Linked DNA regions of Homo sapiens: region 1 is linked to region 2. The links are chromatin loops, found by intact Hi-C in ENCODE. Cell type or tissue: PC-3. All regions are shown on one strand. Links, peaks and the distances in the headings refer to the core of each region. The heading gives the core; the rest is flanking DNA. Region 1 overlaps SNTB2 (syntrophin beta 2). Region 2 overlaps SNTB2 (syntrophin beta 2).

Region 1 (2,919 bases), core at 149-2,648, 53 kb after region 2:
GGCGGGGGAGCTAATGGGTACAGGATTTCTTTTTGAGATGATGACAGTCTGCTAAAATTGAATGTGGTGATGGTTGCAAAATTCTGAATATACTAAAGACCACTGTACTTCAAGGGATAAATTGTATGGTGTGTTTTATATTTTAATAATTCAGTTATTTAAATAAAATAATTAAACCCAACAAGATTGAAAAGAGAGACTAAGACTGATTCCTAATAAACTGAATGTTATACTAAGTAAGCGATAGCATGCTACTGAAACTTTCTGTGCCACATATTTTTCATTTGTTAAGTGCACCCTAATGAGATAGGGTGGGTGTTAGTATTAAATGAGTTAATACTAATAAACTGCCTAGAATGGTGCCTGACACATTGTAACTGCTCAAGTGTTAGCTGCTTTAATTATAATATTTATTATTAAATGAAAATTATGCCCAAGAAGAATTCTTTGTAAAAAGCATAATAATTAGGCCAGGTGCAGTGGTTCACGCCTATAATCCCAGCACTTTGGGAGGCCGAGGCTGGCGGATCACGAGGTCAGGAGTTCAAGACCAGCCTGACCAACATGGAGAAACCTCGTCTCTACTAAAAATACAAAAATTAGCCCAGCGTGGTGGCATATGCCCGTAATCCCAGCTACTTGGGAAGCTAAGGCAGAAGAATCGATTGAACCCCAGAGGCGGAGGTTGCAGTGAGCTGATACTGCACCACTGCACTCTAGCCTGGGCAACAGAGCAAGACTCTATCTCAAAAAAAAAAAAAAAGTATAATAATTAGTTTAATTTGGTCATTGTTAAAAGAGGAGCTCTGGCCCAGCGTGGTGGCTCACGCCTGTAATCCCAGCACTTTGGGAGGCCACGGCGGGTGGATCACGAGGTCAGGAGATTGAGACCATCCTGGCTAACACAGTGAAACCCCGTCTCTACTAAAACTACAAAAAATTAGCCGGGTGTGGTGGCGGGCGCCTGTGGTCCCAGCTACTAGGGAGGCTGAGGCAGGAGAATGGCATGAACCCAGGAGGCAGAGCTCGCAGTGAGCCAAGATCGCGTCACTGCACTCCTGCCTGGGAGACAGAGCGAGACTCCATCTCAAAAAAAAAAAAAAAAAAGAGGAGCTCTTAGCTGGGTGCCATGGCACGTGCCTGTAATCCCAGCTTCTTGGGAGGCTGGAAGAGTCACTTAAGCCCAGTAGTTCAAGACCAGCCTGGGCAACATAGTGAGACCTCTGGTCTCAAAAAAATTAAAAGAAAGGAAAAGGAGCAGTTTTTTGATCTGCCACCAATTTTTACAGATAGTCAAAGTTTCGTATTAAAGGTGAGGAATTCAAACATGCTCATACATGCAAATTAAACTCACCATTAATTAAATGGGTGGGTCTTATAGAGCTTCCTAGACTGATTGTCTGCCTTCCTTCCTCCTTCCCTTTCCTTTTTCTTCCCCTTCCCTCCCTTCCCTTCCCTTTCCTTTTCCTTTCTTTTCTCCCCTCCCTTCCTCTCTCTCTCCTTCCTTCCTTCTCTCTTTTTTTTTCTGACGAACTCTCACTCTGTTGTCCAGTCTAGAGTGTGCAGTGGCAGGATCATAGCTCACTGTAACCTCAAACTCCTGGGCTCAAGCCATCCTCCCACCTCAGCTTCTCGAGTAGCTAGGACTATAGGCATAAGCCACTATGCCAGGTTAATTTTTTATGGAGGTGAGGTCTTGCTGTGTTGCCCAGTCTGGTCTCAAACTCCTGGGCTCAAACAATTCTCATGCCTCTCAGTCTCCCAAATTTCTGGGATTATAAGTATGAGCCACCATACCAATTCATGTTGTTTCTTAATAAGTTTAATTAATGTAACAACAGGGATTCTTTACTCCTTGTTCAGGAAGTACTGGTGGATTAGAATAAAAAAAGACAGATGAAAGGTTTAGTTTTTCCATGTGGCCATGTTGGCAAGGTAGAATTGGTTGAAGTCACAGCACAATAGAATTAAGTGGGGCTTAATGATCCTCTACCAACCAGAGGCGGGTAAAGGGTAACCCTGAGAGAGACAAGAAGATGAAACCAGACCAGAAGGTATCCTGCAGAGGGAGGCAAGGCCAGAAAGTGTTTTTAATGTAGGGGAAAGGGAGTGTTTGAGATTTAAGTGAGTAATGAGAAGGGGCTGAATGTTTAATTTCCCTAATTCTATTGTTAATACTTTGGACCATGTTCTTATGAGTGGATGAGACAGAATAAAAAAGGATTGCATAAACACATAGGTAAGGAAAAGAAATTAAGGACCTTTATTATGTTAAAAAAAGTAGATAACTCCTGAAAAATTAAGAGTTGATTGTAGTTCAAAATCAAATAACATGCTTAGAGTAATGTAAATTAACCATGAGCTGCCATTTATATTGGATTGCACATTTACAGATTCTTCAAAACCAAAGCTCTGTACGTGTGTGGGTTTTAATAGCTGATAGTTCAGGCCAATGAGGAATAAGTAAAGCATGAAAGTGATAAATGAAGAGGATTTTTATTTTACACATTTCTTGAGATTAAAGCCAGATACATGACACAGGTAGAAAGACACTGGTTTTATAGGTGCTCTGGATTTTTCAGGATATGGATTTTGTTGTCTTTTCCTATAAGCCTTCTTTGGAAGAGAAAAAAGATCTCAAAAAAAAAAAAAAGTGTGGTGACTTTAGAATGTGGAATATTGAGTAGTGCTGTGCTTATGGGACTTGTGGGGCAAAAGCTGCCAAAATGCCTTTGCATGAACTCATCTGGCCTCTCCACAAAAGGGGGGCCTTTTAGCAGTGTTCCCAACCAACCGCTGCTCAGCGAGAGTCCAGCATCTGGTTTGAATTAGATTCCCTTTGCCAAATATTTCATAATCAAATCTGTAGGAAAAAATTCTCTTAGACTTTACGTTTTTTAATGTCTGTTTTGGGATTAG
Region 2 (2,919 bases), core at 255-2,754:
GTCTCAAACTCTTGGCCTCAAGCGATCCACTTGCCTCAGCCTTCCAAAGCCCTAGGATTACAGGAATAAACCACTGTGCCTGGCCCAGTTCTATGTGTTTTGATGGGTATATACGGTCTATAACTGTCACCACAATTAAGATACATAATATTTCTATCACCCCCAAAAGTTCCCCTGTTCCTCACTTGTAGTTAGTCCTTTTCTCCAACAAGAGCCAGTCTCTAGCAACCACTACTTTGTTTTCTGCCTTTATTGTTTTGCCTTTTCCAGATTGTCATATATGTGGACTCACACAGTATGTAGCCTTTTGATTCTGGTAAGAAAGTCAGATTTGAAGAACGTTTACAAATACAATATAGTAACGCTTATTGTGGCCATTTCATGTTTTAAAAAAAATGAATACAAAGGTTTAAAACATTCAAAACTAAAAGTAAACTTTGTAGTAACAAATACTGATAGTTCACACTTACATACTCCATTGCATTTAGTGTTTACATGTCCCACTTCCTTCTAAACCTAAATTCCTGAACACCTAACACATTGCTTCTACAATGTAATAAATGCTTGATACATGATTTTCTAGTGATGGATGATGTGTTTCTTTTGAAAAATTCTCTGAAATTTTTATCTCATTCCTGAGTTTTATAGGTACTGTTTTCTCTGTTTTACTTATAAGAAACTAATAGAATGTCTGGAAATTTTCTACCAAAAATCTTGAAACTTCTGTATAAGAAATTCATTATGTCAGACAGGGCGTGGTGGCTTACACCTGTAATTCCAGCAGTTTGGGAGGCTGACGTGGGCAGATCACTTGAAGTCAGGAGTTTGAGACCAACTTGATCAACATGGCAAAACCCCCTCTCTCCTAAAAATACAAAAATTAGCCAAGCATGGTGGCGCACGCCTGTAATCCCAGCTCCTCGGGAGGCTGAGACACGAGAATTGCTTGAACCAATGAGGTGGTGGTTGCAGTGAGCCCAGATAATGCCACTGTACTCCAGCCTGGATGACAGAATAAGACTCTCTCTCAAAAAAAGGAAATTTGTTATGTCAGTGTAGAACAATTCTCTTTGCAAATAAGTGGTGTATCAAGGGCTTGAATTCAGATCTTGGTTAATACCTATAATACCTGTCTCTATTAGAAGACTCATGGAACTCAGGTATGAGCTGATAGATACAAAGCAAAGCAAAACAAAACCTACTGAAGCCTCTGGTTGCAAAATAGCACAAAGCTTGAGTCTTTGTTGACACTGCATACTTGACATTTAAACTCAAATGTTTAGGTATTATTTGCCATGAACAACATTGTTTTAAAACTTCCAAAAGATCTTTTCCTAGATAGTCCAGAAAAGCAAACTGGTTTTTAAATCACAATTATTTATGGCATCGTTTTAAATTAATTATCTCATACCGCAAGTTCCTTGCAATAGTTATTTTCTATTATTTCTGCTTTTCCTTGACGTACAACATAAAAAATATCAACTGTAAATTTTTTAATATTTGTCTTTTAAATGATAAGTATAGCTTTTACAAAGCACAATCAAGTAATATTTAAAAGGCTACCAGCCTGGTGCGGTGACTCATGCCTGGAATTCCATCACTTAGGGAGGCCAAGGTGGGTAGATCATCTGAGGTCAGGCATTCGACATCAGCCTGGCCAACATGGTGAAACCCCGTCTCTACTAAAAATACAAAAATTGGTTGGGCGTGGTGGTGTGTGCCTGTAATCCCAGCTACTTGGGAAGCAGAGGTAGGAGAATCACTTGAACCTGGGAGGTGGAGGTTGCAGTAAGCTGAGATCATGCCACTGCACTCCAGCCCAGGCCACAGAGTGAGACTTCATCTCAAAAAAAAAAAAAAAAGATTTTATAAGATGTGTTAAAAAGCAAGATAAAAATTCTATGTATGATTATAGCTATTAAAATGCCTAGACACAAAATACATAGACAAAAAGACTAGAAGGAAAGATACGTTTTATTAGTAATAAAGATGACTATTTTATCTCTTTTCCAGATTTTCTGTGATTTGTTATTTTCTTTTCTTTTTTTCTGAGATGGGAGTTTTTGCTCTTGTTGCCCAGGCTGGAGTGCAGTGGTGCGAACTTGGCTCACTGCAACCTCTGCCTCCCAGGTTCAAGCAATTCTCCTGCCTCAGCCTCCCGAGTAGCTGGGATTACTGGCACATGCCACCATGCCCAGCTAATTTTTTTTTATTTTTAGTAGAGATGAGGTTTCACCACAGTGGCCAGGCTGGTCTCAAACTCCTAACCTCAGGTGATCCACCTGCCTCGGCCTCCTGAAGTACTTGTGAGCCACTGCGCCCAGCCGTTTTGTTCTTATTACTTACAATTCTTTTGCTTTTAGACTTAAAAGTTATAGAAATAATACAGAGTTTCCAGTTTCCCCGAATGTTAACATCTTGCATAACCATTATCAAAACTAAGAATTTTTTTTTTTTTTTTTTGATACAGAGTTTTGCTCTTGTTGCCCAGGCTGGAGTGCAGTCGTGTGATCTTGGCTCACTGCAACCTCTGCCTCCTGGGTTCAAGCGATTCTCCTGCCTCAGCCTCCCAAGTAGCTGAGATTACAGGCGCCCCAGCCACCACGCCTGGCTAATTTTTGTATTTTTAGTGGAGTCAAGGTTTCGCCATGTTGGCCAGGCTGGTTTCCAATTCCTGACTTCAGGTAATGCACCTACCTCAGCCTCTCAAAGCGCTGGGATTTCAGGCATGAGCCACCACACCCAGCCAACATTAGTATGATATTATTAAACTACAGTCTCTTTATGGTTTTCACCCATTTTTCCAGTAATGTCCTTTTTCTGTTCCAGGATCCCACATTACACTTCGTTGTCATGTTTCCTTTGTTTCCTCCAATCTGTGACAGTTTTGTTTTTTTTTTGAGACGGAGTCTCGCTCTG

Evidence for each region. Hi-C counts contacts between places; a loop is a spot of excess contacts. Peaks named below come from ENCODE experiments on the same cell type or tissue, not always from the same donor. Only the 100,000 strongest peaks of a DNase experiment are listed, where the experiment ranks them.
Region 1: a loop joins it to region 2, with 1.9 times the contacts of the local background. A loop is called at or near these places in 3 of 110 quality-filtered maps.

What each region holds. Positions count from the first base shown.
Region 1 is chr16:69,273,564-69,276,482 of GRCh38, forward strand. The region is part of intron 4 of SNTB2 (syntrophin beta 2); the gene reads left to right. Among named protein-coding and RNA genes, the nearest start is that of VPS4A, 36 kb to the right of the region's middle. In PC-3, for the core only: no CTCF peak of the experiment used is centred there; no DNase peak of the experiment used is centred there.
Region 2 is chr16:69,220,747-69,223,665 of GRCh38, forward strand. The region is part of intron 1 of SNTB2 (syntrophin beta 2); the gene reads left to right. Among named protein-coding and RNA genes, the nearest start is that of SNTB2, 35 kb to the left of the region's middle. In PC-3, for the core only: no CTCF peak of the experiment used is centred there; a DNase peak (open chromatin) is centred at 1,605; H3K27ac peaks cover 433 bases.